Regions from separate parts of the Homo sapiens genome. Here region 2 is linked to region 1. A link is an interaction called in ENCODE POLR2A ChIA-PET data of the cell type or tissue named here. Cell type or tissue: MCF 10A. All regions are shown on one strand. Links, peaks and the distances in the headings refer to the core of each region. The heading gives the core; the rest is flanking DNA.

The links. ChIA-PET counts read pairs that join two places held together with the same protein. Peaks named below come from ENCODE experiments on the same cell type or tissue, not always from the same donor. Only the 100,000 strongest peaks of a DNase experiment are listed, where the experiment ranks them.
Region 2: POLR2A ChIA-PET joins it to region 1 with 5 read pairs; 2 of 35 experiments call an interaction of 5 or more read pairs at or near these places.

Annotation. Positions count from the first base shown.
Region 1 is chr1:181,462,812-181,479,068 of GRCh38, reverse strand. It overlaps a transcript of CACNA1E not described here. Among named protein-coding and RNA genes, the nearest start is that of CACNA1E, 13 kb to the left of the region's middle. In MCF 10A, for the core only: no CTCF peak of the experiment used is centred there; a DNase peak (open chromatin) is centred at 9,078.
Region 2 is chr1:182,078,567-182,094,823 of GRCh38, reverse strand. No RefSeq gene overlaps it. Among named protein-coding and RNA genes, the nearest start is that of ZNF648, 25 kb to the right of the region's middle. RefSeq lists an enhancer at 9,452-9,501. In MCF 10A, for the core only: CTCF peaks have their summits at 9,739 (motif pointing left) and 10,296 (motif pointing left); DNase peaks (open chromatin) are centred at 9,723 and 10,223.

The DNA.
Region 1 (16,257 bases), core at 7,719-10,218:
CAACAGGAGCTAAGGAAGCAAGTGGAAAACTTTCCTACTTTATAAAGCCCATGAAGACTATTACATTTCAAAGCATTTATCCTGCAGCCCCTCTACTGCAGTGTATCATCGAGCTGCAATCAGGTGTGAAGGGGACTGGTAGGTAGTCCCTCCAGCCTCTTCTGGAAAAGGCAGAAAACAAGGTGTCCACACTGCCCCAGATCAGGCAGCCTGTGGGAGTTTGTACTAAGACAGATGGACATGAGTGGCAAAGTTGGAGAAGCAGTTGGCCTATTACCCTCATTCTTAAGCTCTTCCCAGATCTGTCAGGCCTTGGGCCATCTTCATAAGAGATTTTTCACCCATCACTGAGAAGTCTGTGAATGTGGGCTTCATCCAAATGGCCTGTGCCCCTCCCACCAGGCCTGCTCCTTCATCTTCCCCCACCCTGCCAGTTACACTCAGATAGCTTATGCTTAAGTTATCAGAGCCCCTTTTGTTCTATTTTTCCTCCGTTGAGCTTTTCCAAGAAATAGACTCTTATGCAAAGCAGTGCTCTAAGGAACATAATGCAGAGAGGATTTGGGAGTGGGTTCTTAAGAAAAAAGTTGGCAGGAGACCATGTGCAAATGCATAGTGGAGCAGAGGAGCATTATGGCAATGCAGACATCTTGGGAGTCTGGTGGCTTTCACAATACCTCACAGCCCTTACTTGGGTGAAAACATAACTTCACATCCTTATGTAATGTCCGTCCCTAGAATCAGCATCTCTCAAACCTAAGCCTGAGAAGCCCCACACTCCAACATGCTATCAGCTAACCACAGGTCAGCAAAGTTGGTTTTAAAGTGTTTTAAAAACCATTCATTTATGACAACCCATCACTTCCTGGGTGCCAACCGTAATGTTTTCTCATTGCATCTTTGCAGAAGGACTGTGAGGCACATCCTGTTATCTGAACACCCAGAGAGTCAGGGACTTGTCCAAGTGCACAGAGCTAGGAAATAGCAGAGCTGGATCTCCTAATAATAAGGACAGGATTCTTCACAATATGTGACCATTATTAACATACTGCATGTCAAAATAATATTTTCCTTGCTTAAGAGTCAAGTTATAGGCAGGATCTTGAGCTTTAGAGAGGTAAGGCATGACCTTGAACCAGAGAGTCTCCCAGAGGGTTTAATTGTTAAGAATAATACCATTCTGCTCCACTGGGCTGTTGTGAAAATTAAGTTAGTTTATATGCATAAAGCTCTTAGATCAGTACCTTGCACACAATAAGTATGTGCTACGTAAGTACTTGTTATGTACATTTCACCTTCAGTAGCTGTGACCACGGTAACACACTGGAAACACTGCATGTCTACAGACTCTGTTTCTGAAAGCCAACTTCAGAAGTGCAGCCAGGGATGAACACACTCTGTTGTGCGGGGGATGGACAGAGGAGCAGAGACATGTAAGTGCCTGAGATCAGGTCAGAAAGAGGAATGGAGGAAAAAAGGAAAAAAAAATAGTAGAGACCAGTGTCTGGAGACCCAAAGGCCATGATACCTGAGAGAGCTGTGTGTTTGTTTACTTATTCATGAATTCATAAACCCATTTAACAAATACTCATTAATCCCCTTTGATGAGCCACACATTGTTCTCAGGGATTCTGGGGCTCAGAGATAAATTAGACACAGTCATAGCCTCTAAAAACTTACAGTTCAAAAGAGGAGAAGGGAAAACATACCCACAAAGGGCTCGAATACAAGGCGGGATGTGGAGTGCACCACAGGAGAGTACTGGGAGACAACAGAGCAGGGAGCCATCCCCTCCCACTGGAGGCAGCTGGAAAAGGGAAGAATACAAAAGAGATCTCTTTGAAGAGCTAGTTTATTGGAGGCATGGAGCAGCAGCCTGCAGCATGAATGTTTAGGATGTTTTGGGGGGTGGGGAGGGGGGCAGTACACAAGATGCATGGAGTTAATTAGTAAATCAGCATTTTTATTTTCTTTCAATGTATCTAGGATCACGAAGATTATAGCATTACCACTTCAAGCCTTTCTTTCCCATAAGATGAGGTCACCTTTCAGCCCAGAGAAAAGCCAAAAATATGCTTACCCTAATAGATATTAAGCTTTATTGGGAAAGTTGATTTGGAGGTTCGGAGTTTAGCCCCAGACAGCAAAGGATCCCATGCCCATCACTGTCTACCTCCCTTCCCACCCTCAGGGCCCAACCTTGCTGCTCAGCCAAGGCAAAGTGCAGCAGGAGGACTCAGCAGCGCCCCAGCTCCCACTGATGGGGGTGAGCAGAGGGTGAGAACAACCGGCAGGAGCACATCCATCCATCCACCCCCACGGCCTCTTGACTCAGAAAACACAACACAGCCCACACCTTGCAAAGCTCGTTCAGCCCGGGTGGGCTCAGGCCGATTGGTTCATTTAGCAGACATGCAGTGAGCACCTTCCACGTGTCAGGTATCATGTCAGGGGCTAGCCCAAAGGAGGCAGTGCCTAGGAGAAGGTGCCCAGGTTGGATTCGTGTCTTGCCTGGTCTTGATCCACTCCCTACATTTCACTCTTGAAGATAATGCCGCAGTAACAGAAAATGCAGCTCACAGCTGCAGTCAAGCCTAAAGGGGCCCTGAAGGCCCAGAGAAAGAGAATAAGATTCCACTGCACCCACCAATCCTGCCTCTCCAAGAACCCTTTGTGTTGGAATCATCAGCAGATTAAGCCACCACCTGTCCATCACCACACCCTCTCTCTCCCACTCTCTCCTACACTGAGCAGCTGGTTACACCCACCTAGTATAAAATAATCAAAGGGAAGAAGGCATTCCCATATGATATGGACTTAAGGCCAGTTTTGAAATATATACCTGGGCAGGCCATTTACTAGCTCTGCCCCTTCCACTCCACAGAAATTGCTCTAAGACTACCACTGAACCCCTGATGGTCCCTTTTTTTACCCTCCTACTTGACCACTCTGCAGCATTTGACACCACTGACCTCCCCCTCTCCTCAGAGGTCATCGTTCTTGGCATCCCAGCCACCACATCTCCCAGTTTCTCACCGTTTCCTTCTCTTCCTCTTACTGCTCTCACCTGTAGGGCACCCATGGGTCTGTCCCCAACCCCTTTCCTCTGTCTGACTTCTCTCCCTTCAAGATTATATCCTTACCTGCCATTTCAACTACCCCCTCCACACCACATCTAGCTCCTAGACCTCACCTTTCGCCTCATTTCCAGACCCAGGTGTCCAATGAAGTTAGGGGTAGCTGCATATGGATTGTCCCTCATCCCCAGACTCAATATGTGTAAAAGTGACGTCATTGTAAATCCTTCAAAGCAAGCTCCCCCTCCCAAAATGCCAGTTGCTATGCATGTTACATTGTCATCACTTCGGTGGCTCCCCACTGCCTATAAAATGGCCAGACACCTTAGCCTGACAATTCAAGGCAATCAGAATTCAACCTATCTTTCCAACACTATCTCCTCACGTACCATAGTATGAGGTACATAAACAAACGTGTCATGCCCATTCCTGCCTCAAAGCCCTGCTCACAGCGCCTGCTTCACACTGCCCCAAAAATATTCTTCCTCTTTTCTGCTTCTCCCACTCCTAGGCATCCTTCTATGCATGGTCCAGTTCAAATCTGCTCTCCCACAAAGCCTTTCATAATCTCTCCAACACTGACCTGTACCTCCTATAAACTCACAGAATTTCTGTATCGTTCATAGTACTGTTTTATCACTGATATTGTCATAACTGTAACTTTGCCATTATATTCATATTTAGTTTTTCAATTATGTATGCCTTGTCTCCTCAACTATGGTGTAAGCTTCTCAGGAGTAGAGGACATATCTTTCTCTTTGTTCTTTTACCTAGAGTGCCTGCATTATGTTATCCTCATAGCAAGCCTTTGCAAAATAAATTGTCACTGAATGCATGGATCTCCTGCAACTGTTATTGGTGAAAAAGAGCTTGGGCATCAATCAGGTATCTGGGCCCTGTCTGAGGAGCTACCCTTCCCCTAACACATTCTAGCTCTGACTAGAAGCCTCTCTCTGCTGCCAGGTGTTCCCAGCTGTTTCTTGTGAGTTGAGTGGACATCAACCCAGATGATATAAACAGGAATAAATATATATCAAAAAGGGGTATTTACTTCCCTTGTAGGAAATTAAGTGCCTCTAACTCAGGGGTAACTTCTCCAGCACACTAACTGCCCAAGCACCATCTTATCAATCATTAAACAATAGGGTTCATTGTCTTATGAGGAATATTTCTTGCTCTTAGAAACGGAGTTGAAATAAGATCTGGGGAATCAGTTATTAAAAGGAAACAGCTCCCCACCTAAAGAATATTTTGAGATCCCTTTCCACAGAAAATTAAACATAAGATAATAAAGTCCTGCTTCAAAAAAAACCCATATCAACTACAGTATTAATTCGTTCTATCTCTTCTTTACAAAAAGGCAAATGTCATCATGCCTATTTCTCTTATGAAGAATTACATATGAAAATGACACACACGTTTGCAAAGACATGCACTAGATTCTGATGTGATCTCACGTTCTGCCAGCCAAGTGTACAAACATGCAGGTTATCTTCCCATGCTACGGGAAGTTTTCAGACAGGCTTAATACAGTACATTCAAATGTGAAGAATTACAGGCTCTTTTGCAGGTTTCTGAATATTCCTAATGTGCAGTTTACAAATTGGAAAGGTGGAAATGTAATTCTCAATCAAGAGAGAATTTCTGAAATCCTCCTAACACCACTGACAAGCCAACTCCTTGGACACACACATATACATGCACTCAAGATTTAGCTTTTTCCTTTAAAGGCTTGTATTTTTTCACAAAACCACCCCATCACTGGATCATATTTTTCAATAATATTCTTCCATATGTAGTCAAGTATTAATAGAATAATTCAAAGTTTCCAGTTATGCTACTTTCCTTTGTTTAAATAATCTCTATTTTCATATTGCAAATTCTGGAGCTGTAAAAAAAAGAAAAATGGACATGGATCAAACAAATAAAGAATAATTACAAAGAAAAGTATAGGTGATGCTGTTTATAATATTATTTGTCCTAGGTATTAAATACTTACAATGTGCAAGGCTCCATGCTAACCAGATTCACTTTCCTTATTTCTCAAAATAAGCCCATGTGGCAAGTGCTATTATAAACCCCATTTTACAGGAAGAGAAGCAAGACTGAAAGGAACTAAGTAACTTCCCTGATGGTCACATAGGTGGTGGGTGACATAGCAAAAGATCAATCCTAGGTCACCCTGACTTCAAAACCCATTATCTTAGCCACTTTAATTCATCTCGCTGATATCATTAATAGAAATTTGAGCTAGAGAATAGAGATTTCATGATGATTCTACAGTTCCAAGAGGCAAGAATATATCCAGACTCTACAGATGGTGCCGAAGGGCCTCAGAATAAATGAGTTATCAGGGTGGAAACAACACCAGGAGGCTTGCACCTCAGTCCTGGTTGGGTTTATATCCTTACATGCAAAAATGGCAAAAGTAGTACCTGCCCTCTGAATCGCATGGGGCTACTGATAAACCAAATGTGATGATACATTCGTAGCCCAACCTGCTCCTCCTACTGCTGCTGTCATTTTGCATTGCAATATCCCAGAGCAACAGGAGTCAGATCAAGAACTGAGTGCTAATTCAAAAATTATTTCAACCCTTCAAAACTCTCAAAATTCAAAGGGTATGCTATTGCCCATAATTTATGCATAATTAGCATGGTTTTACACCATTTACTTGTTTTTCAATGAATGGCTAAGTCTATCCAAAATGTCCCAACCCTGAGCTCCCTGGTAGGCCAGCCTCAGTTAGCTATCTGCAAAAGGTATCAGCCAAACTCTGGAGAGGTCAGTAAGGGAGTTCAGGGAGCAAGGGGGAAGGATAGTTGTTCAGTCATAGAAAACAAGGGTCTGCTGCACCGGCGATACAAATACTATGCGGTGTTCAGCAAATCAAAGGGTAGCACTGTTCCTACCATTCAGGAACATCGATCCTGATCATTAGTTCTGGCTTTAATTTTTTTTCACAAATACTTCTGCTGCCAGCCCATGCCACTAAAGGACTCAGCGAATTTAAATCCTCCTGCATCTCAACTAGTTTTCCTGCCTGCACTCCAGCAGGTAAAACACCCACAGACTCACAGTGCTCTGGGCTGTAGAATTCACAGGAGTCTATAATGTTCAGGTTATTTTTAAACTTTCAGGCCACTCTCCCTCCCCATGAACAGCAGGCCTGCCATTTAGAACGGTGTTTAACCCACACCCCACCTGCTTTGAAACTTCAGCTTTTTGTGTTAAAAGAAGCAATACCTCAAGTGCGCGCGCACACACACGCACGCGTGCATCTAAAACCTGAAGACAGTCACCAGCTCACTGGGGCTGAAAGACCCAGCTCACAGAATGATGTTGAGATGGTAGAGATGTGTATTAAAATGCTTTGTAAACTCGGTGTCATGCCACTGTAGGTGGTATTACTATTATATTTACAGGTACAGATACCAGGCATTATAGGTGATGTCAAAAGACAACTTCCTTTTTTAAAAAATAAATTTTATTGTGTACATTTGAGATTTACAACAGGATGTTATCGGATACATATAGATAGTAAGATGGTTACTACAGTGAAGAAGATTAACATCCATTATCTCACATAGTTACTTTTTTTGTAACAAGAGCAGCTGATATCTACTTATTTAACACAAGTCTCTAATACAATACAATTTTATTAATTTTATTCCACATGCCCCACATTAGATCTCTAGACTCATTCATCCTACATACCTACTTTGTATCCTTTGACCTACGTCTCCCTACTTCCTCCTCCAGTCCCCACCCCCCACCCACTGGTGCTAACCACTGTTTCATTCCCTTTTTCATTCTACATATGTGAGATCATGCTGTGTGTATTTCACTTAGCATAATGTCCTCCAGGTCCATCCATGTTGGGGCAAATGGCAGGATCTACTTCTTTTTTACAGCAGAATAAAAATCCATTGTGTGTGTGTGTCTACATACACCACATTTTCTTTATCCATTCATCCATCGATGAACATTTTGTTTTTTCCATATCCTAGTTATTGTAAATAATGCTGCAATGAACATGAGGGTGCAGATACCTTTATGAGGTGGTGATATCAGAAAAGGGATTACTTTCACTGAGGGTGAAAGACCCAGTTTACAGAATGATACTGAGATTGTTGATATGTATGAAAATTCTTTGTAAACACAGAGTGTCACACCACTGTGGGTGGTATTATTGTTATATTTGCAGGGACAGACACCAGGCATTATAGATGATGTAAAAAAACAAACTTATTTCCAAAAGGGAATTATATCACTATAATCAAAGCATTCACGGCCCTTTATTTCCCCAAGAGCCGCACAGAAGTTGGCTAAGAGGTGTTAGGTTATAATTTTCTTCAAATTAATTACATTTTTTTCTTAATTGAAAAACATTGGGAGAAAAGGGAAAGAAATTCTGAAAGCAACTCAACCAAAAGAGTATTAAGTTAAAAAAAAAATCAAAGAAACTCTTCAAAGCAGCAACAGTAACCAACATCTGTGGAAGGCTGAAGCACTATATATGTGTTGCCTCGTTGATCTGCACAAGAATCCTACAACATAGGTATGGTTAGCTTCAACCATTTCCCAAATAAGGCGAATAAAGATCAGAGAAACTAAGTTCCTACACTAAGATCACACAGAACTACACTTGGAGCCTGGGCCTGCCAAATGCCAGAGACTACATCTTACTACTGCCCTTTGCTATGGTTTGAATGTTTGCATCACCTTCAAATTTCATGTTAAAACTTAATCCCCAATGCAGAAGTATTAAGAGGTAAAGTCTTTAGGACATGATTAAGCCATCAGGGCTAATCTTATGGATGGGATTAGTGTTTTATAAAAGGGCTGGAGAGAAGTAGCTAGGCCCTTTTTGTCCATCAGCTGTCTGCCATGTGAGGATACTGCCATCAGCTACTCTGGAGGAAGCAGCATTCAAGAAAGCAGAGACCGTGTCCTCGACAGACATTTAACCTGCCAGCACTTTGATCTTTGACTTCCCAGGCTCCGTAACTGTGAGAAATAAGTTTATGCTGTTTATAAATTACCCGTTCTAGAGTATTTTGTTATAGGAGCAAAAACAGACCAAGACAACCTTATTGCAAGAGACAAGCTGAAGGAGAAATTGTAGCCTGGAACTTAAGACTAGTTGAGGAGAGTTTCAAGGGCCTAGCGTAGAAGAGCAGGGGGTCACTCAGGACTTGATAAGAGCCAAGCAGTAGGCCCAAAGCTTCCTCCAAGCCATGGCCAAAGGTGAAAAGATAAAAAGTCCCTTTACCTGGGAACTGTAGGCTTTGTGTGAACTACAGATCCCCACATAGCCACTTGGCCATCAAGGCTATGGGGAACAAGATGGCACAGACAAAAATCAATCATAGAAGGTCCCCAAATGTCCTCTCCTTGGTTATATACCTCTCAGGGGAAAAGGCATTGTTGCCACAGTGCCCTAGGAACCTATTAGAAAATAAATCAAGGCCAGATGTGGCAGTTCACGCCTGTAATCCCAGCACTTTGGGAAGCCGAGATGGGAGGATCACCCAAAGCCAGGAGTTTGAGATCAGCCTGGGCAACATAGAGAGAATAGAGAACATAGAGAACATAGAGAATCTGCCTCTACAAGAAATAAAAATAAAAATAAATTAGCCAAGTGTTTTGGCACATGCCTATAATCCCAGCTACTCAAGAGGCTGAGATGGGAGGAATGCTTGAACCCAGGAGTTCAAGGCTGCAGTGAGCTGTGATCACAGCACTACACTCCAACCTGGGTGACAGAGATCCTATCTATAAAAAAAAAAATATTTTAGAGACTCCATCTCTAAAAAAAATTAAAATAAATCAAGCAGCTCGCTCACGCTCACTTGTGTGCTCTCGTGCTCTCTCTCTCGCTTTCTTGCTCTCTTTCTTTCTCTCACGCTCTCTCTCTCTCACTCTCTCTCTCTCACTCTCTCTCTCTGTAAATCTTTTAACCAAAACTCCTAACATGCAGGAGGGATGACTCACTGGAAAGCCTCCTCCACTCCCCCTCCCTCCTCACCCTCTGGCTGAAGCACTAAGAAGTGATAACATGATAAGGTGGCTCAACACTTTTACAGCTAAATATGTTCCAGGGAATTTTTTCACCCCAAAGTCTGTTTCCCTGGAGGCTATTAGGGTGTGCACACATTCTTATATATTGGGACTCAGCATGAATTGGCTTTCCTCTTCCTGCCTCCCTCAGGAGCATTTCCAAACTCCTCCTTCTACCTCCCTAACTGCTCCTTCATCTTCTTCACCTTTCCTTCTCCTGCCTCCTAAATGTGAACATTCCTCAGATCCCGGTGTCTGCCTTCTTCACTATGTATGCACTCTCTCAGTGATCTCATCCATATGGATGGCTTCAAATAAAGCTAATATCCAGAAGACTTCCAAACCTTTATCTTCGGCTCTGTTTTTTGTTGGTTTTTGTTTTTGTTGTTGTCTGGTACTATATTCACCATGGCTCAAATGGGCACCTCCACCTGGATGACCTGACAGCACCATGAATCAGTTTGTTTAAAAGCAAACTCATCCTCTTTCTCTACAAACCAGCTCCCTCCTAGGTCTCTAATGCTGTTTGCAGCATTGCAGTCTCCCCCTAACTCGGGCACAAAACTTTGGCTGCATCCTTGACTCCAACTCCCACAACAAGCATTCCCCAAGCCCTGTCATTTTTCTCTCTATGCCACAGTCACAGTCTTCCTGTCCTTGCCATTTGCACCACCACCCCTCGAGTCAGTATTACCTTCCATTCAGGAGATGGGCAGAGTCTCCTCATCCATCTTCCTCTTCCAGGTTCTACCACAAAAATTCATTGCACAGCTCAACTCTGACCCTATCTCACCTTTCAGTGCAATAAAATTGAAGCGCTTGTACAATGTTGTATCCCCAATGCCTAGAACAGTATCTGGTTAAAAAAAAAATTTTAATAAATTTTTTGTTGTTGTTGAATGAATGAATGAGTTTTCTAGTGCCTATCAAATATAACTATCCAATCATAAGATCTTATCATCTTAGGGTTGAAAGAAAACTTAAATGTCATCCAGTCTAAGTCCTTATTACCTGCCATTATGCTCCTAGCAATATCTCCTACTACTGCTCCAATGAAGCAGGACTGTTAACCCTTCCCTGAGAACACCTTGTAATTGACCTCCTCCATATCATTTCTCATTTTCTTTCTCCCTTCCTTACCCCTTCTTCCATAGCCACCTGCCAAAAAATTATTTAGACTTAAAAGCCCAGCCCATATGCTACCTCCCTTATGAAGCAATTTGTGGTCATATGACAAAAGTGATCTCTCTCTCCTCTGAGTACTGCTGGCACTTTATGTCACCCTGCCTCAGATACTGTGGTGTACACATCTTGGCTCCCCACTATACTACAAGGGGCTTGGCTCATTCATCTTTGCATTCTCCATAGTAACTAATGCACTGCCTTATGTCTAGTGGACTCTGAATACATGTTTATTAAATGAATGAATAAATGCATAAATAAATGAATGGAAACTATAAACAAAGCCAAATGGACACAAGCAGGACATGGACTCCTTAGGATCTGCACCATGTTGGGAAGGTGCTGTGGGAGAAGCTACAGCTGATAAAACCATTCTGGAGACAATCAGTTCAGCTCAAGGAAGCCTGTCCTCAACCTTCCCTTCACAGGTGCAAGTGCAACTCGCAAACCTAACATGACAAGACCAATGACCCAATGCGTGGAGGCAGACACAGTGGTCACCGTGAACCTGCAAAGCTCACATCTCGAGTACAATATTTTGTTCTTTGGTAGAAAATTGGGGAACATTTTCAACTAATTTCATTTCCTCCATGTATCTAGAGATGTGATGTGGGTTGAAGTGCTCTCTGTTAGACAGATGGGTAATAACCTAATCTAGCCACACACATCAACCTCTTCTTCTAACCCCTCCATGTTGCAGATAAGAAAAGACATGTAGAGAAGGGTGTCTTAAGCTCAGCATTATTGGCATTTCTGAGTCACATAATTCTTTGTCATAGGGGATGCCCTTGCACTGTAGGATATTCAGCAGCATCCCTGGCCTGTAGCCACTAGACACCAGATATACTTCCCCCACTCAGCTGTGACAATCAAAAATGTTTCCAAACATTGCTAAATGACCCTTGGGGCCCAAATCACCTCCCAGTTGAGACTCCTGGTGTAGAATAATTAAATAGATTGCTCTAGCTCATAGGACTCATCAACATCATGACCAGGAATGCAGGAACCCCAGTGGAATGCATTTGCCTCACTATGTACACTTTCATTTTCTCCCTCATATCTAGTAAGTCACAGCCTTTGAGAGTTGGAGTGAACTCAGAGCTGCACCTCTATTTTTCTGATGGTCTCATAGGCCTGCACAGGGCTCCATGCCTTAAGATAAAAGAAACTGAAGGGACAGCAGAGTCTGAAGGGACAACCCAAGCTGAAAAGAAAAAGTGACCTCAACCTGACATAATCAGCTTAAGGCTTATCAACTAGATTTCAAATAAATAGGATTTCTCCTGACACTTTGGATCCTAAGAAATTTGGTCACAAGCCCTGCAAAACAATGTTTCCCCCTCAAATCAGCTATGTCTGCAGTGAAAACTCCTACACTCATGCTTTCAACTCAACCCTGTGTACCCTCATCCCCTGCTTTTCATTCTGTTTTCTTTCCCTTCTTATTTATAAAGCTACAAGAAAGCTTGAATCCTTCAGCTTCTCTGGTCAACAACACCCTTTGAAAGCTTTTCTTCTAGAATTTGTCTTCACTAGAATTTGAGAACCATCTCCTTGCTTTCTGAATCTGATCTTTCGTTTCCTAAAAAGGCTCGATCACTTCAGGCAAGATATTTTTGGGAGCTGCTGGTAAGGACTTACCAATGATCACTTTTCTAAGTGAACTGCCATTAGCTAAGCACTCACGTACCATCTGAGGGGGCAGAAAGTAATTGCCCATTAATGCACTGCTGTTTCTCACCCACTTCCTTCCTCAAATCTTCCCCTGTGCTGTGTCCGGCACTCTTACTAACCTCTCCATTAGGAACATCTAGTTTCAAGTCTTAGAAGACTGTGTGTATTTCCCAGGGACTATTTTATGCTTTCCTATTTTATTCTCTTTGTAAAAGTCATTCAAGGATTCAGTACTAGAAAGATGGCAGAATAAGAAAATCTCTTGCTACACATTTCTAGAAAAACTGATAAAGTACAGAAATATATTTTCAAATATATTTGAAAAGATATATTGCTGAACTTGAAAGATATAAAAGGAAATCCCTAGGAGGAATTGAAATACAAAGGAGGAAGCGTGTGAATTGAAATTGCAGCTGTCCCATAGGCAGTAACTAGTCCTGGTAACAAAGATTTAATGGGTTGGGTTTTTTATGTGTTTTGTTTTGTTTTGCTTTGCTTTGCTTTGTTTTATTTTTTGTTTTGTTTAAGACAGAGTCTCGCTCTTTCACCCAAGCTGGAGTACAGTGGCCCCATCTCAGTTCACTGCAACCACCACCTCCCAAACTCAAGCGATTCTCATGTCTCAGCCTCCTGAGTAGCTGGGACCACAGGCACACGCCACCCACACAAGGCTTAATTTTTTTTTTTTTTTAAGTAGAAATATGGTTTTGCCATGTTGGCCAGGCTGTTCTCAAACTCCTGGCTTCAAGTGATCCACCAGCCTTGGCCTCCCAAAGTGCTGGGATTATAGGCATGAGCCACCATGCCCAGCCTAATGGGTAAGTTTTAATGTCCACTCAAGAGAAGTGATAAGGTCTTTAGACCTTATGTGGACAGAAGTTGGAACTAAGATTCTGCGCTAAGCTATAACCCTTAAAGAACTGTACCTTCAGTTAAATAAACTGCATGAAAATCAACTCTACAGCAAAAATAGATAACAAGGAAGCTTCTGTCTCTGAGTGAATGAGAAAAAGCAAAACCCTGAGAAATCAAAACTCAGGATTGTGTGTGACATGGATTTATGGGCTGAATTTACATGTTCAGCGGGATTCAGGAACACTTAGGCCAAGAAAATAACACCCCTGGGTCAAGTAAGAAAACCAAACAAAACTACTCTATTAGGCTACTCTCACAATCCTGAGTACACTGCATTTCCATGGGGAAAACAAGCACTACTAAACATGACTTGTAATCAAAATTTTTGAAGCACACAAGGAAATAATCAGCATAAGGATAAGTTAGCTAATACAAAGAACAAGAAGATTAAAGCTCCAGTACTTGAAATAATAGAAAAGATATGTAAAGAAATAAAATAATAGAATGCAATGAAATGAAAAAAAGATAATTTGAAAAAGTGGCAAATACAAAATTTCTTGTAATAAAATATATAATCATTGAAATTAAAGGCAATAGATAGGTTAACTATTAGATTATATATAACTAAGGAGAGTGTCAGTAAACAGGAAAACACATATGAGGAAACTCCACAGTATACAGCCCAGGGAGATAAAAATAGAGAAAATATGATTAAAGTTAACAGACATGGAAGACAGAATGAAGAGACCCAAAATATATCTAATGGGACTTCTATAAAGAGATCATAGAGACTGCAGAAAGACAATATTTGAAGATCTGTAGGATAAATTTTCTAGTATTGATGAAAGATATAAATCCTCCAAGTCAAGAAATTCAATGAATTCTAAGGAGGATAAATAAAAATAAATTCAACCTATACACACATATTCTAGTGAAATATCAAAAGATCCAAAAATATGAAGGAAAAAATCTTAAAAGCATCCTGAGAGGAAAGACAGATTACCTACAAGAAGCAGCAATTAGATTATTAATTATAATAATAGAGGCCAGGCCAGAAAGTGATAGAATAATATCATCAAGTGTTGAAAATAGCTAAATTATGACTCGAAATAAAGACTTTTCCAGGAAAATAGAGAGTTTACTATACAAGTTCAGGGGAAATAAGTACTATAAGACATTTCTTGGGGAGGAAATTTAAATGGAAGAAAAGAATGGTCTGCAAGAAAATGGTGTGAGGAGCAAAAGATATTAGTGGATATAATGACAATTTTATTTATATATATATAATGTCTAATTTATGAATACATACACAAAAAAGGAACTAAATTACTAATCAACAATGCCACGTAAAGTGGGCAGGATGGTCAGAGGTAAGGTGGTGTTCACAGGGAACACGGACTAAGTCAAGACATAGCTGTAAAGTGAAGTATCAGTCTAGGACACCCACTGAAACTCTTTCTATTCAGTATTGGACTTGAAGTACTGGTTAATGTAATAAGTAAAGAAAAAGAAAGAAAAGGCATATGGATTATAAAGGAAAAAACAAAGTTATCATTATTCACAGGTGATGCTGCCTGCATCCAAAATATAAGAGTTGCCTACAAAAAAAAAAAAAAAGCCACTCACAGTAGTAAGAGAATTCTACAAAGATGGTGGACATGAAATCAGTGTACAAAAGTACAAGTTCTGGTACACCTAAAACAAAGACTCAGAAAAAGTAATGATAAGAAGACACCATGCAAAAGCAACAAAACCATAAGGTACCTAAAAACAAACCCAATTAAAGATGTAAAGAAAAATTTTCAACTCTCTTGAGGGACTTTAAGAAAGCTCTAAACATAAGAAGAAATAAGTCATGCCCAGGGACTAAAAAAAAAACAAAAAACGAAGTAGCTTAAATATGGCAAGGCTCCCTTAGGTTAATCTATCCATTTATTCCATTTCAATTAAAATCTAATCTTTTTAGTGAAATGTGACAAGGTGATCCTAAAAATCATATGATGAATAAAGAGCCAATAGCCAAGACAATTTGGGGAGAATTAATATACCAAAACTACAAAGTTATAAAAACTAAATTAGTGAGACATGGGTGAGAGGGATATACAAATAGACCAGTGGAATAAAATAAAGTGCCCAGAAACAGCAGATAAGAATTGCCTACTCACTAAATGGTGTTGAGTCAAAGGACTAATCATAGCAGAGAAAAAATAGATAAAATTAGAGCCCACCTCACACTATACACAAAAATTAATTCCAGATAGATTAAAAGAGCCAAATGTGATATGCAAAACTGTAAAAAATGTTATTTAAAAAATATAAATGACTTCTTTTTTATCTCAGTATGTGGAAGGAATTTTTTAATGAGAGAAGATGAACAAAAATCATCAAAAAAATGCAGATACATTTTACCACACTAAAATTAATAACTCTGTATGACAAAAAGCACCATAAACAAAGTGAAAAAGACAAGTCATGTGGGGGAGAAGATACTGACAACTCACGAATTCTATCTAGAACATATACAAGATTCTCAGAAATCATAAGAAAAACACATACTACCTCATAGAAATATGGGCAGAGGATAGGAATCTACAGTTCACACAAGAGGAAATCCAAATGGCCAACAAACATATGTTCAGTGCTCAATTTCATTAGTAATCAGGGAAAGTGCAATTAATGCAATAATTGGATTCCATTTCACACCCATCAGATTGGCACACTTTAATAATTCTGAACATCTCAAGTGATGTTGAAGATATATAGAAATGGGAGTGCTGCATATGATATGCAGAGTGGAAATGACACATTCACTCTGAAAAGCAATGTGTTAGATAATACAGTAGTCCCCACCTTATCCACAGTTTCACTTTCCATTACCCTCAGTCAACCAGAGTCCAAAAATATTAAGATAATTTTAGAGAGGGAGAGAGAGCCCATATAAGTTATGTGAATAGCTTTCATTACAGTATATCACATAATTGTTCTATTTTATTAATAGTTATTATTCATCTCTTCCTGTGTCTAATTTATAAATTAAACTTTATCATAGGTATGTATGTGTAGGAAAAATATAGCATTTATAAGATTTGATACTATCCACAGTTTGAGGCATCCACTGGGGGTCTTATCCCCTGCAGATAAGGGGGAACTACTGTACCTAATAAAAGTTGGAAATGTGTATTCCTAAACTCAGCAATTCCACTTTTAGGTATCTTTCCCAGAGAAAATCTCACACATGCACCCAAGAGACATGGACAAGATGATCATTTTATCTGTAATAACAAAAAATTATAGCAACCTAGCCTCCCCTCAGAAGGGAAGCGAATTAAGAACCTGTGATTTATTTATACAATGGAGTTCTATGCAGAAAGTGAAATAATGAACTCAGTATGCATGTAATAATACT
Region 2 (16,257 bases), core at 8,975-11,474, 610 kb before region 1:
ATGAGCTTCATCTGGCAAAACCTGTTCTTGGTGACCCAATCTCGAATCCTGGTCGTCACCACTTTCTAGGTACTCATTCCTCCTCCTCTTCTCAATGTCTTAACATTGGAATACCTGGGAGCTCCGTCTTTGGACTTCCTCTTTTTTTTTTTTTTTTTTTGAGACAGAGTTTCACTCTGTCACCAGGCTGGAGTGCAGTGGCATGATTTTGGCTCACTGCAACCTCCACCTCCTGAGTTCAAGTGATTCTCCTGCCTCAGCCTCCCAGGTAGTTGGGACTACAGGCATGCGCCACCACCCCCAGCTAATTTTTGTATTTTTAGTAGAGACAGGGTTTCACCATGTTGGCCAGGATGGTCTCAATCTCTTGACCTCGTGATCCGCCCGCCTCGGCCTCCCAAAGTGCTGAGATTACAGGCGTGAGCCACCGTGCCCGGCCTGGACTTCCTCTTTTTGTAAGTTACTTTAGTCCCTTGTAGCATTCTCATGGATGTACCTCTCCAACCTTGGCCTCTTCCTTGATCTCCAGACACATGAATCCAACCACCTGCCAGATTTCTCTTCTTGAATATCAAATAGAAATCTCAACTACAACACATCCAAAAACAAGCTCCTCATTTCTTCCTGTCACCTAAACCTGTGTCTGCACTCCTGTAGCCATCCCATTTCAGTTAATGTCCATACCATCACTCCAGCTGATCAGGCCAAAATCCTTGGAATTAGCCTTGACTCCTCTCTTTTTCTCATATCCTCATTCAATCTATTAGCAAAATTCAATTGCTTCTATCCAGAATCTGACTGCTTGTTAGACCATGTCTCTGCATGCCCATAGCTACCAGCCTGGTTCCAACCATCATCACTGCACAGTTTATTAAAACAGGCCTGTTTGCTTCCACCGTAGCCTCCCTTCAGTCTATTTGCAACACAGAGGGAATGTGTTAAAATGTAAATCAGAGCATGCCACTCTTCTGGTCAATGGCTGCCATCTCTCTCTGGGTAACATTGCTGGTCCTTACAAGGGCTTTCAAATCCCTGCCTGATCTGGCCTCCTGCTATCTCTCTGACCCCATCTTCCACCCTTCTCCCTGCTAGTTTCTCCACATGAGGCACACTGGCCGCCTTGCTGTGCTGGGAACACACTGGGTATACTTCCCTCTTGGGCTCTTTGCACTTGTGGTTCCTTCTCCAGAGAGTCCCTCATCTTCAGATTTTACTAAAAGGTCTTCTTGTCACAAAGACTTTACCTGACTTCTCTCTTTAAAATGGTCACCCTCTCACTCTAACATTATGCATCCTCCCGGCCTGCATCGTTTTTCTCTGTACCACCTATTAGCAATAAACATGTTATATATTTACTTATTTTTAAAAAGTATATGTCTCCCTTTACTAGACCTACTACATGAGGAAGGCATGAATTTCTGTTTATTTTGCTCAGTGCTTGATTCTCAGGGCCCAGCATAGAGCCCGACACACAGTAGGTACATAACAATATGTTAAATAATCATAGAGTCAGAAATTTTGCCTGGCATTGATGGCATTGAGAAAAATTCACTTCTTGTATTTGAAAATTGGAATGCATTTGTTCATCTCTGTTTTCTAGACTTTCTTGTGGTTGCCATGATGTTTTACAGATCACTCACAGAAGATCAGCCATGTCATGGTAGCTGCAGCAACAAGAACTAAGTTATTGAACAATGAATAGGTGTCAGGCCTGGTGCTTAGACAGCATCCTATTTAAATCCTTAAACAACCCTGTGAAGTAGGTAATATTATTTTATCCACTTACCAGATAGAAAAACTAAGGCACAGATTGATTAGGTAATTTTCCCAAGGTCACACAGCTAGCAAGTGTCTGAGCCAAGACTCAAACTCAGGTAGTCTAGCTCCAGGGCTTATGCTCTTAAATTCCTGCATCTACACTACTCTCTTCTTAAAAATTATTTTAGAACTCTGGAATGTAATTCATTTGGGCTAGAATATTTCAGTTAATTTAAGGAATAAGTTTTGGTCTTGTACACTCCTCATTCTTTGGAGATTTCAATGCCTTCTATTCAAAACTCCTGCTCTTTTTGGTCTTAAAATCATTCACTTTGACGAAAATGTTGGGAGGAAAATAAAAATGGGTAGGAATGTTTCTTCTGTCGCTCAGGAACATCCCACCATCCATCCACAGGGACAGACCTAAGACTCCTTTGTTCTTCTGACTCAAACAAAGCTTTAAAAAGGCTCCTGTGTTAACATTTTTCTGATATCTTGGTTCAACATTCTTAACATGACTCTTCAGCTCTACGTCAGTCTTTTCTATTTTTATGTTGTTTTTGGTCAGTGGCCACTCTTTCCACCTTTCGTACATGTTTTCTTTAAGACTGAGCTCATCTGAGTTTCCTTTGTAGCCACTTGGTCCATTTATTTGCTTCTGTTTATTAAGATGGCCTTTTCAGATTTCTTGCACTCTTCTTTCATTTCAGGAGCAGCTGAGATCACGCTGCTAAAACCTCCTCCTTGAATGCCCTTCAGTGGGCACTCCTATTTGGTTGATTCTACCACAGTCACGTTCCCTGTCCAATGTGGAGGTGGTGTTGGGAGGGGCTTTCCAGCAAGGGTGACATTTCCCAGTCCCATTTATGATGGGGGAGGCTGGTGGTGGAGTTCTGGCCAGTGGGATGTAGGTGGGAGTGATATGTACTGCTCCCAGGACTAACCCAAAAAGCCTTCCAACTCTCCACACCCTCTCTGCCTCATCTGCTGGCTGGATGTCTACACTCCAGCTGATTTTGGAAGCTGCATGTTGCATATGGCAGTGCCTCCATCAGCCTGGGTACCTGAGTAATTCCTTTCCAGATTGTATTTTGCAGAAGTAAGAAGTAAATTTCTATGGGTGAAGCCACCAGGATTTGAGAATTTGCATAGTACAATAGCTAGGATACCTTAACTAATATAAATTCTGTGTCAATTTTTCCATAAGCCTATTCAAATCTCCTCTCTAGAGAAGTCTACTGAGAGCAGGCTTCTCTTCCCACCACTGCTAGCTGTGTGGGAAAGTGGGTGCGTGCCCCCAAGAGCCTCATGGTCTTCCCTTCACAAGTGATCCTTCCCCATCACACGAAGTCCACCTCATAATGTCCCTCGTTGGACTTTCTGCTTCTGGGAGAGAACACTGTCCATGAAGCAAACAAAAAAAAATGAAAGGTAGAGGCAGCTCGCTAAGCAGCTGGGTGGAGTAAGGGACTACCTGGACCCTATCAAGAAGGAGAGGAGAACAAGCAGCGAGAGTGTTGAGGGAGGGGTCTGTGTTTGGTTCTTCCTGTGAGGGAGCCTGGAACACACGCCAAGCTGTGCCAGAGACTTCATTCCACCCTTGGGCCAGGCCAAGAACCAGGCACTTGTCCCTTCTGCATCTGAGGCAGCAAGAAGCTGCTGGCAGCCCAGTCACTGAGTGCTTGATCTGTGCTTTGTGCCGCCTTTGTGCTGTGATGACAGTCCCAGCGTTCCCAGGACAGTTGGTGAATAAGAGCAGAGTCCAGAGGGAGGAGAAAGTGGAACCAGGCTGGCTGGACCCTCAGCCATAGAAGCTGCTTCCTAGAAGGCCCAGTTCAGGTGCATAAGAACCTCACAGTGGAGCTTTCTGGGACAGTGGGTGTGGCCAGGGGCCCTGGAGATGTGGCAACTAGTTTGTCCTATTTGGAAGTAATATTAAACAACAATAAACACTTACTTATAAAGCATGTACTAAGTGCCAATCCCTGTTCTGAGTGCTTCACACAAATTAACTCAGTGAATCCATAAACAAACTCTGTGAGGTGGATGGCATTCTAATCCCATTTTACGGGTGAGGAAATTGAGGTCTATGGAGGTGAAATATCTTGTCTGGGATGCCATAAGTAGCCTGAGGTGGAGTTCTGGCCCCTGAGTCCATGCGTTAGGACCCCAAAGAGCAGGGCTGATTAACACTCACCAACAGAAGGCAGGAAAAGGCTTGCTTCAAGCCTGACACACAGTGAATGCTAATTGCACCTTGCCTCTCCTCTTCCAGCCGGTTGCCATGCTGGGATTCTGTAGGGCAACTAGCACCGTTCCAGGTTTCAAAGAAGGAGGTGGCCTTTGTGTGGTGTCAAAACACTGAATTAGAAATCAAAAGACCTGTGTCTCCGTTACCTTTGTGGTCTTGGGCAAGTCACTTAAGCAATCTGACTTCTAATTTCTGCATCTATAAAAGGAACATATGCCCCTTATAGGTAATAGGGAAAGCCTATTACCACTGTCAGCCCTTGGTAGCACTTAAATGAGTTGGTTGAGTATGGATCTGACCCAGGATTCAATTCTAGGTGGATGAGATATTGTGGGACAGGTAGGGGCCTCTCAAGTGGGAGGGACTGTAGTGCATTAGTGTTTATTTTGAGCATTGATGCCCACAGAACTCATTGCACTTGGGCCATCACCTGCTCCAGTCCTCAAGAACAAAAATCTTACCGTCCCTGAGCAGCCTAGAGCAAGGTCATACAGATGACGTGCGGGACAAAGCCTCACTTGGGCAGAGGTGGCTCTTGCCCGCTCAACTGTGAGATGCAGGACAAGCCCTGAATCCCACAGGGTTTACCTCGAATGCATGCCCTGGGTTAGTGAGTAGTCATCGCTGCATGAGGAGTCCCTGCCCACAGCTGCTTCCACCGTCTGATCATTCCCCAGAGACCACATTCAAACCCCAAAATTGGAGCTGACAAGTTCTTATTTTTCTTTATTTTGTAATTGCTGTTACTTCTGGGGCTTGCAATGAGAGGAAGGATTGGATAATAGGCTTCTGGCCTGGAGAGATGAGATGGGAATCTAGTTAGTCTTTTGGCCTCCACATGAGGTTTTCATGGATTTCATATTCACACCTCATTTGGGGTCTGAGACTGTGGGTGATTTTGTCCCCATTCCTGCCCACATCTGTCCAATGGGCTGTTACAGTTCTTGGGGTCCCCACTCTCTGGACATGGTCATGCTCAGCAGGCCCCTACTCCCTGACTCCTTGAGCCAAGAAGGCCATTCATGTGGTTTCTCTGTGCTGCAGGGCACTGTGTATGTACAGGGAGCACAGGCCTTAAAGGAGGGGCTGTGTCTTTGTTGAGGGTGAATGTGTGATGGATGCATGAGGTTTCAGTCATGTCAGCCAGTGCCCATTTAAGCAAACACCCAGGACTAGATGGAGCAGGAAACCATGAGCCTCTGTGGCTGACTTGGGAGATACCTTCTTTCTTTACAAGTCTGTTCTGGAGTCAGTGGTGCTCCTGCCACTTCAGCTGGGCTCAGGACACCGAGTGCAAGATGCAGTTTCAGGATCTGGAATCCACAGCGCTAGTGGGCTGCTCAGGGGAGGCTGGGAGAGGTGTTTCTCTCGCAGATGCCCTGGATGGCATGGGTTCTGCTAGGTGGCTTGGTGAAGGAAAGGGCAGGATCCGTCTCACACATTCCAGGCACTGTGGGGGTCAAATATGAAGAGCAAGCTTACTTTTTCCCTCTGATATTTCTCTTGCCTTCTATAAAACAGAATGTATATTCCCTTCCTGCCACTCATCAGAGCATCTTACAAATATTGACTCTGTGTGCTAAAGGCCTACCAGGGCTGCAAGGGCCCAGGGAAGCTCAGCCGAGCTCTAGGGCAGATGTTAAGGAAAGGGAGGAAGAGGACCTCTCTCAGGGCTCCTGTCACAGAGATGCTAGGGAAGCGGCCATCAAGAACTGCCAGAACAGCTTCCTTACAGCCAACGATGCTAGCCATGGCACCCAGACCCAGGTTATGGAGCCCACTGGCTCTGCGGATTCCAGATCCTGAAACCGCATCTTGTATTCGGTGTCCTGAGCCCAGGTGAAGCAGCAGGAGCACCACCGACTCCGGAACAGACTTGTAAACACACTTCATCTAATGGATGGGCCCAGCTCTGTGCTAGAATTCAAAGCTTAAATGAGACTCGGGCTTGCTATTGAGGAGGCACAAGTCAAGGGGAGGAAACAGGCCCCCAAGCAGAGATAAAGATATACACGGTGCTTCACCCAACCCACAGGCAGGAGCACCCTGTGCTTCTCTGCAAGGTCAGCAACTCAGGGGATGCGACCTCTGCCACAGCTCCACAGGGTCACTTCCCTTACTTTCGGAGGAGCACCCATTGGGCACTCAAATCAACACCCTGGGTTTAGCAGCCACTCTGTGATCCCAGCAGCACGGGGTGCTGCTGGAAACCTAAACATTTATTCTTTCACTCAAAACGCTGAGCGCCTACCAGGCGGCACACATTGCACTGAATGTCAGAGCCAGAGATCCTAAGGCTCTGAGGTGGGGAGGACAGAGCTGGAGGCAGATTACACACCTTAAAATGTGGGTGCAGAGGTGGGCAGGGAACACCACTGGGATGTGCCCATGAGGATGAGCCAAGACGGAAGAGCTGCGACTTGTTTACCAAAAGGCATTGACGACTCGATGCTCCGTCTTCCGTGGGAATTCACCCAGCTTTGTTCAGATGTTACTACCTCTGCCCTTCCCAGTTCCTACCCCATGAAAGGGCATCTGAAGGTGCTGACATCAGAAATGGCAAGTCAGGACACACGCAAGTTCCACAGGGCTTCCTGCTGCCCCGCCCAGCCTCTTTGCAGCCGCCTCCTGCAGCCCCAGGCACAGGCCTGACTTTGGTACAGTTGAAGTAATGCCCCAGTTTTGCCCTGGGCTGGGACTGCCACCTGGGGCAATAAGGGTGGTTGTTTTCCCCTGTGGTTGCCCTCCTGGTTACCTTAGTGACTCATGGAGGCAGTGGGCCAGCCTGGGACAGAGGAGCAGGGGTCTGGTCCAGGGCCAGCCTGGGGCTCTGATCCGCGGCTGCCCCAGATGTCCAGATCTGACCAGGAGCTATGAGGGAGGAGCCTGCTCCCATATAGCCATAACTTTTCTGTTCTGAGCTCATCAGTGTGGCCTGATAAAGTCTACAGAGAGGCCCTCAAGGAGGAAGAAAGAAAAGGCAGGGAAATATACTTTTTTTAGCTAGAGCTCCATCAGCGAGTACAGAAAGAGAACATTCTCCTAGGAGAAAGCAAGGCATACTCTGTCCTCAAGGTGCCATTTTCCCCAAGCAATAGAGGCAAGGCCAGATGAGCTGTGGAGGGGTGGAAGATGAGCTTGTGGCTCCCCACCCTGTCCCTTGCATGCACACCCACCCTCAGGGGCTGCAGCTGGGGTGGCTGAGAGGGGAATCCCTGGTTCAGGCTTTCCTTGTCTTACACAAACTGAGAAGGAAGCCTTGAGAATGCTGGTAGTGCATGCAGGGTGGAGCTGAGAGGGCGGAGAATGAGGTTTTTCACCCACCCTGTGGGCCCTCCTGTTTCCTCCACCCTCCCTGTAATCTCAAAACATCCTGACTTCACTGAGCAAAGGCCCCAAGCTTTTCATGGAAGAGCAGCAGCTTGCAATAGCCCCAGAGTCTGAAGATAACATCTCCCTTGCGGTGGCAAGAAAAGGCAAGGGTGCTCAGGAGAGTGCAAAAGTCCTCAGGCCCCAACCAGAAGTTCTGCCTCTGAGGTCCTCAAAGACACGGGCTCCATCTCCTGCTGTTCCCGCTTTGATTTTAGGGTGTTGCTTTGCTGTACTGGTGCCAGTAGCGGCCACACTGCAACTCTGCTTCAGGCACAAGGATTGGGGTGGGACCCTGTGTCCGCTCTGAGAGCACTTCTGCCTCCAGCCCTCTCTTGGTCCTTGTCCTTCATGTCCTTTTTTGGTGTGAACTGGGTTCAGGAGAGAAGCCCAGGCCCTGACATCTGTGGTCAATGCACACACTCCAGGAAGTTGTCTTAGGGATCAACCAGGGGCACCCACAAAATGGACTGGGGATCATGACTGGCCTTTCCAACCCACAGACCACCTTCATTCCACTCAAAATAGCGCAGCTCTGACTCTACTTAAGAAGGACGCTCTGATAACATGCTGGTGACTTTCACCTAGAAATGGAATCCATCCTTCAGGGCCCGGCCCCCTTCCTGCCTCCATGATGAAACCTTCCTGTCCCTTCCTGTCAACCCTGAGGCGCCACCACCTTCTCCTTCCCGTCATGTACTCACAATAGTTAACATCCACGGCTCTCTTCCCCTGCACTAGGGGCTGGGATGGGGATGGAACGGGGTGCCCTCTATCCCTGAGTTCCTTCCCATGCAGAGATGTAGAAACAGTCATCATGCATGGTTCCATGAGAGATTCCAAGAAAATGCACAGCAGCTGCAGGAGTCCCCAGGTAGCATCTGAAAAATGATTTCCTGAAACACATAGGGTTTGGATGGCGGGGTCAGGAGAGGAAGGACTTTCTGGCAGAGTGTAGATGGGAAACAGTGGATGGATGTGCAGGGAACCACCAGGAGCTGGCCCCGCCAGAGTGGGTCCCAACCAGGCCAGCCATCCAGTGGGCGCCATGGGCACCCGAGCTTTCCTCCCCCGGGCTTCACTCTCTTTGACCACTTTCTGCCCAGGGCCATCTGTGGGCAGTGACTTGGGGAGGCTGCAGGAAGAAGGGACAACAATTGAGTCACTTGTTGTTAAAACCAAAAGCCCGCCACCCCAGCCAAGATTTTCCACATGGGGGTAGCCCTGCCAACGTGTGCCCCCAGTCAACATCAAGATGTCCCCCACAGGCCTCAATGTCACGAAGGACTCCTGAAAATACTGCCTGTTTGAGAGGGGACAGAGACTAACTGTGAAATACTCCTCAGTTTCCCTGCTGCTTACCCAAGAGTTGGGTTGAAGCTCAGCCTGGGGCGCCACTGCTGGGGTGAGGTGGGCTGTGTCAGGCCAGCCACTCATGCCAAAGCTGAAGATAGGATGAGAAGGAGAGAGGGAGTGCCCACTGGGGGGCATAGGGCTGTGCCCAGGAGGGCACTGCTTGTCTTTGCAACCTAGCAGCCATCTCTGGCGGGATGCCTAAAATACCTCGGTCAGCCTCCCAGCTGAGGGAGAGCAGGAGGCGTGCGCTGGGGTCTGCATTAGGTTTTCACAATGGATAAAATCAGTTCTGTGATTGAAAGGCGAGGCCTTGGGAAATTAGTCACACAAGGGAGAATTGTGCCTGCCTCCATCAGAATCACCTGAGGATTCCCAGGAACCATCCAAGAGACTCTGATGCAGGGGTTCTAGGTTAAGGCCTGAGTCCCTTCTCTCCCTCCCTCCCTCTCTCCCACTCTTCCTTCCTTCCTTTCCCATGCAAAGCCCCTAGCAAAGCTTAGAATAAGAACATGTGGGGCTGGGTGTGGTGGCTCACGCCTATGATCCCAGCACTTTGGGAGGCAGAGGCAGGAGGATCACTTGAGGTCAGGAGTTCGAGACTAGCCTGGCCAACATGGTGAAACCCTGTCTCTACTAAAAACACAAAAATTAGCCGGATGTGGTGGCGGGCATCTGTAGTCCTAGCTACTCAGGAGGCTGAGGCACAAGAATCACTTGAACCCAGGAGGCGGAGGTTGCAGAGAGCCATGATCGCACCACTACACTCCAGCCTGGGCAACAAGAGCAAAACTCTGTCTCAAAAACAAACAAACAAAACCACGTTGGATCCACACATGGCTATAGATCCCTACTGTGTGCAAGGCAGCTGGCATCCTGGCCCTCTGAGACTGGCCTAGGGGAGGCCTCCTGGTGACTTCCTCCCAGAGCTAGAGAGGCGGTGTCCTTTGCCTCTGTCCTGCTGAAGGGAGTCCCTCATCCAAGGGGCAACGCTGCCACCTCCTGGTCAGTCTTAGAACTGTCCCCCACTCTGAATGCCTGGTGTAAATAGAGGCAGGGAGCCGGGAGAGGCCTCCCTGTCCTCCTTCTCTGGCTCTGCGTTTGAATATCTTATTCTAGGAAGTGGAATGTCCCCCAAACACGCGCCTCTTTTGGTGCCTCTTGTTTAAGTCTATCTTCCCTGGGAAGCCACTAGTCAACAAGTGGATCTCACTTACCCACCACTTTGCCTTGAATTCAGTGCAAGTCAGCATGTGTTTGTGGAGCACTTGATATGAGGGGGCTGGCAATACAGAGGACAATAAAGCAAAGCCCCACTTTTGCAGAAGGGAGTGAGAAGTGGGGGTGATTCATGAATATGAGTCACTTCTATCTGCGGTGATGTCTGAGCTGAGTCCTGAAGGATAAGCCAGCATTAACCAGTTGAAAAATGGAGAAGATTCCAGGTAAAAGGATGAGCAAGATGTGAATTGCTGGCCTTTTAAATAGAAACTTAATTGCTACATTTTTAATGCACCTCTTTGCTGCCCCCAAGAGGACAGACTACAAACCTTTTTTTCCCTCAATTTCTGGGCAGGTTTAAAAGGTTAAGAGAAAGGAAAAACAAGTTTTTCAGTTGCTAATCATTAGGGTTTAGGGGCCCTCCAGATCTATGGTGAAAAACAAGAGGGAGGCCTGGGTTTGAGAGACAAAGCAATGCAACCCAAGGAAGCAGGAGGCAGGGAAGATGCCTCCCCTAGTAGACAGTTCTCTGGGTCAGTGTGGGGAGAGGACTCCAGGCCACTGCCCCACCCTGGTCCCCGCAGAGCCCCAGAGAAGTATCAAGCCCCAGAGGGAAGTGTCTGCATAGTGCCAGGAAGCTCTGGATGTCAGCCTTACAATGAATTCCCAGGTCCTCAGAATGGCAGAGATGCATCCTGAAGCCAGAGACCTGTGATACAGGCTGAAAGAGCCCCAGATGTCACCCTTGTAACCCACTTGGACAAATGCCCAAGGATCAGCCTCCTTGACTCTGTGAGGGACTCGCGAACCTTGACATTGTCCCAGAAGTAGAGAAATACCAGTTCAAACCACAATGAGGAAATAAAGGAACTCAATGTTCTTGTACCAGGGTTTATAGCAGATTCATATAGGTCATGGGTGCAAAGGAGATCAAGACAGGGCCCCTGTTATTGAAACAATTAGAGAGAGAGCAGTACACTTCTCAGTGATTTGGAGCAAAAAACTTGTCCTCTTGACCTTGGTTTAATTTTCAGTGACAGGATGAGGAGGATGAGCATAGACTCTCGAAGCCCTTTCCTGCTGTAAGAGTCTATGGGAATGCAGATCACATGTACTGTGAGAGATGGGGGGAGACACAGGGTGGGTCAGAATGACCAGAAGAGTCTTCGTGAATGTGATTTTGAAAACTGGAAAGAGGTAAAAGAATTTTGGGTGGTGGGAGTGGCCTGTGCAGATGACAGACCAGGCCTGGCCAGTTGGAGAGGGAGGTTCTATGGAGGAACAGCCCGGAGACAGCAGGAGGGCGGTGGGTGGGTGTCAGCACTCTCCCTCCCTTTAGTAGAAAGGGAAAAGACAGAGTTCACAGTGGAGAAAATAGGAAACATGGACCTGAGAATCCCTACTATATATATATGCGTGTGTGTATATATATATATTTTGAGACAAAGCCTCCCTCTGTCATTCAGGCTGGAGTGCAGTGGTGTGATCTTGGCTCACTGCAACCACCTCCCCCTGGGTTCAAGTGATTCGTGTGCCTCAGCCTGTAGAATAGCTGAGATGACAGGCTTGTGCCACCATGTGTCTATTTTTTTTGTATTTTTAGTAGAGACGAGGTTTCACTATGTTGGCCTGACCTCAGGTGATCCGCCCGCCTCGGCCTCCCAAAGTGCTGAGATTACAGGTGTGAGCCACCATGCCTGGCCCCCAACTATATTTCTAGCAACTTTCATGTTGAGCAGATGCTCCCCAAAGCCCTTCCTAAACAAGCCCTCAGACATTTGTGCTTCTGCCCTTGACTGGTAGAGACATGTAACATGTGATGACTGTGTTTCCATTGACACTGTGTGTACGCTCAGGGAGAAAGCACAGGAAGGCTGTGGGCTGTACGGACACCACCATGCTCCAGAGCTCCCTGCTGAGCCAGCCAGTGGGAGCTGAGGGCAGGCAGTCCATGCTCTGCTACCTCCTTTCCCTAGAGCTTTTCTTTAGATGCCCCCAGTCTGGTCAAAAACAAGCATTCTGAGCTGTGAAATGTTCTGGTCAGTGATCCCAGAGAAGTTTTATAAAGTCTTGAACACAGCCAGATATGCCTCAGTCCCACACTGTTTGAACCTGATTTAATCTTACTCTGACTACTTAGAAGACACCAACTTTAGAGGTGGTATGGGTGTTGGTATAGACCATGGGCTCTGGAATCAGACTCCAAGGGTCTGAATCTTTGCTCTGTCACTTATTAGCTATGTGACAAAGGGTAATTTACTTAACCTCTCTGTGCCTGTTTCCTCTTGTACAAAATGGCGATGAAAGCATCTGCCTGTGTTGCTGTGACACGGGCCTGGCACCTGCTAAGCACACAATAAATTTAAGTCACGGTCATCTCGCAAGGCATCGGTATTACTCTGTAGTCTCAAGTTAGAGAAAGGAAGTCTGAAAGCTTATAGTTTGGAAGGGGCCTGGGAACATTTTATAGTGATTCCATTCAATTGTTCTCTTGCTTTTTATCTTCTTGTCATTAGGATAACATGGAGAAGGTGTCCCAACTACAAAGCTGGTGAATGAAACTGTCTGGGTGGTGGGTGGGAGGCCACTAGTCCAGGACGTTCTGCAGCTCTGGCAGTTCTACGATCCTAGCCAATTTTCGCCCAGATAGCACTAGGCCTTGTCTTGTGCCCCAGAAGGCTGTGGTCACTGCGCTCCCAGATGGCAGCTCTATACTTGTTCTAGGGCTAAACACAGAAGGGGCCAAACTTGATAATACTCTGCTTCTGGTCATAATTCTTCTGCAAAATTGTTATATATACCTCTTTATATATAAAGACAAAAACTCATCCTTTAGTGGCCTCCAGAGACCCCGGGAAAGAGCCCAACTCCATAGCATGTCCCGCAGGTCTGCTGTGGGACACTCACCCCTATAGCATCATCCCCATATCCTGCTACATTCCAGCCATCCTGACCAGCTCATGGCTCCCCACACTCTCTCAGTAGCCCCCACCCTCTCCTCATTAACTCCTGATCATCCTCAGGCCTCTGTTTAGCCATTTTCTGAAACTCTCCCACTGCCCACCGCCCACCTCCACTACCACCCCCACCCCCACCCCCACCCCCCCCCACCACCCCCACTATGGTTCATTTAATAGTTTCTCCTGTGTGCTCCCATGTGCTCTGGGTTTACCCCATTGAAGCCCTTAGGGCACTTTCAAACCATCTGCTCCCCTCTTTGCTTCATCTGACTGTAAACTAACTTGAAGATAGAAACTGTGTGTGGATTCCTATTGCTTCAGTGGCACCAAGCACAGCACCTGATTTAAAGAGGGTGTTCAGCAAGATTTCTTAAGGAAATGACACTCAACATGAGACTTAAGGGTTTGGGGTGGGGAAGAGGTACAATTTCAAGAAAGGAAAGAACATGGCAGCAAGTGCAAAGCCCCCAGGGTTGGAAAGAACTTGATATATCCAAGGAACATGCTAAGGACAGTGTGGCTGGAATGTAGAGAGGTAGCGGGCAGGTGGCAAAGGATTTGGTCTGGAAGGTTCAAAGCATGGTGGGAAGTAATTGAAACAGGTTACACTGGATAGAAACAATATCCTATATCCTCAACATCTTCTCTTCCCCTTTTTGCTCTCATGAAACATGGCTCTCTTCTGAGAATAGCTCCTTCTCAAGTGGAGGATTAATTTTCTCTTCCACATCCCTCCTACCACTAGGTGGGGCAAGTGTCTTCCTCACTCCTTTGCTATTTCAGACCATTCTTTCTCTCTTAAAGCTCCCCAGCTTTGAATAAGCAGCCTGTGGCATCCACCACTCCTCCATGAAGTCTCCCACAAACCCCAGAGGGCTTCCTCTCATTCCTTATATGGATCTCAGCACCTGGTTCACCATCATTTTCACCAACCCCACTTGTCATCATTCTAAGAACTACAACTCTGTGGAGCTGGCTTTTTGCTTCCCTGAGTCTGTGAGCTCCTCTTCTCCAAGGATCTTGTCCTTTACTGTATCAAATATGCAAATGGCCCAAATCTAAAGCTTGTCCTCAATAACAACTGCACTCCCTCTGCAGTCTCAATTTGGTGCAACTCCCTCTCTGGCCAGCACCTCCTTAAACTTCCCAGCTCGCTGCCCCTGAAATCCCACCACCACCCATCCTTCCACCCAGGGGAAGTCTGGCCCTTCCACCTTTTAACTCGTCCTGCTCCCCTCAGGCTCTCTCTCCGCATCTGACTTGGCTTCAATTCCATGCTTCATCACATTAGTCACTTCTTTTTCATAACCCCTCATCTTTATACCTTTCTTTAGTTTCGTTGTATTTGTCTGGCAAAACTCTAACAATGGTGAACTCCAAGCTTCTGCCCACACAGCCAACATGTTGGGGGAAAGCACACCATCTTCCTGGCTGGCCTAACTTCAATTCATGACCACTAACCTTGCATGGGCCTTTATTGCTACCTGGCAATTATGAACCCATTCACTCTGCAAATGAATATTTTATGCCTTTTTTCTTTTTAGACTTCCCACACTTCCTCCACTATCATCCATCTCAGCCAACGACCTTGCTTCTTATTTTGCTGAGAAAAAGCAACCCTAGCAAGAGTACTTCCTCAAGCTGCCACCTCCACATCTAGCCACACCCTGTGCCTGTGTCCATGACTTCCGCTCTCCTTTTGCTGTGGACCAGCTGCCTGTGCCGAAGCCACTCCTGTACAGGCCCTGAGTCCCATCCTCTCTTACTTTCCCAAGGACACAATCCTATTTCTCTATTCCCACATAATCACTCCTTGAATAATCTGTTTAGACTCACAGACTACAATTCCTCTCCTCCCTTAAATCTACTCCAATCAGGTTTGATCCCCATGTAGCTTAATTGGATGGCCAATTCTTAGTTCTCATTAATAGGAACTCTCAGTAGTGTTTGACATCATGTGGCACTCCCTTCTCCTTGAACCATTTTCTTCCCTTGATCTCCAGAATATCACAGACATCTGACTTCTCTTCAAACCTTTTGTCCACATCTTTTCACCTCTTTTGCTGGGCATTTCTCATCTCCCCTACTTATGAACATTGGACTGGTCCAGGGCTCAGTCCTCGAATCTCTTCACTGTATACGCTCCCTCGGTGACTCATAGAATCCGATGGCTTTAAGTGTAATCCACACGTTGATAATTCAAATTGTATTTTCTACCAAGATCCTCATCTTGAAATCCAGATGCCTCTCCAACTGTCGCATCAATGTTTCCAAGTGGAAACCTCATCCAAACTGAAGCTCCTGGACTTTCTCTCCTAAACTCTGTTTCTCCCACAGTCTTCCCCTGCTCACTTAATGGCAGCTCCATCCTTCTGGTTGTTCAGGCCAAAAACCTTAGAGTTGTCCTTGACTCCTCTCTTTCTCTCACACCCCATAGCCAATATATAACAAAATCATGTTAGCTCTAACTTTAAAACGTATCTAGAAATTGACCATTTCTCACCATTTGTGACAACTCTGGTCCAAGCCACCATCATCCCTCACCCAGATTACTGCAAAGACTCCTAACTGATCCTCCTGAGTCCACCATTGCTCCCATCAGCTGTCTTAAAATAGTAGCCAGAGTGATCTGGTTAAAATATTACTCAGAGAAAATGCCAAACTCCTTTCAATGACCTGCAAGACCCTATGTGATCTGGCCAGGACTTTACCTCCTCCTTCTCTTCCCACTGCCCATTCCATTCACCTAGGTGTCCTTGACCCGCACATTTCAGGCCTCTGTACTGGTTCTTTCCTTTCTGGCTTCTCCCAGATATTTGCACATCTTACTCCCTTGCCTCATTTAAGATTTTGCAAGAAAGTCAGGTAAAATACACAAAATATAAAATTAACCACCTTAACTGTTTTTAAGTGTACAGCTCAATGATATTAAGTACAATGATCCTCTATTTACAATGGCTCAACTTAAAATTTTCGACTTTACAATGGTGTGAGAATGTACCACATTCACTAGAAACTGTACTTCAAATTTTGAATTTTGACCTTTTCCCAGGCTAGCAATATGCAGTGTGATACTCTCACAATCTGGGCAGCTGCATCAAGCTGCGGCTGTCAATCAGCCACGCCATCACAAGAGTAAACCGTGATACTCTCCCGTGGACTGTGATGCAGATGATTCTGTTCAACTAGAGGCCAATGTAAGTGTTCTGGACACGTTTCAGGTGGGCTGGGCTCAGCTGTGATGCTCAATAGGTTAGGTGTACTAACTGCAATTTCCACTTAGAATTTTTTTCACTTATGATGGGTTTATCAAGATATAACCCCATCATAAGTTGAGAAGCATCT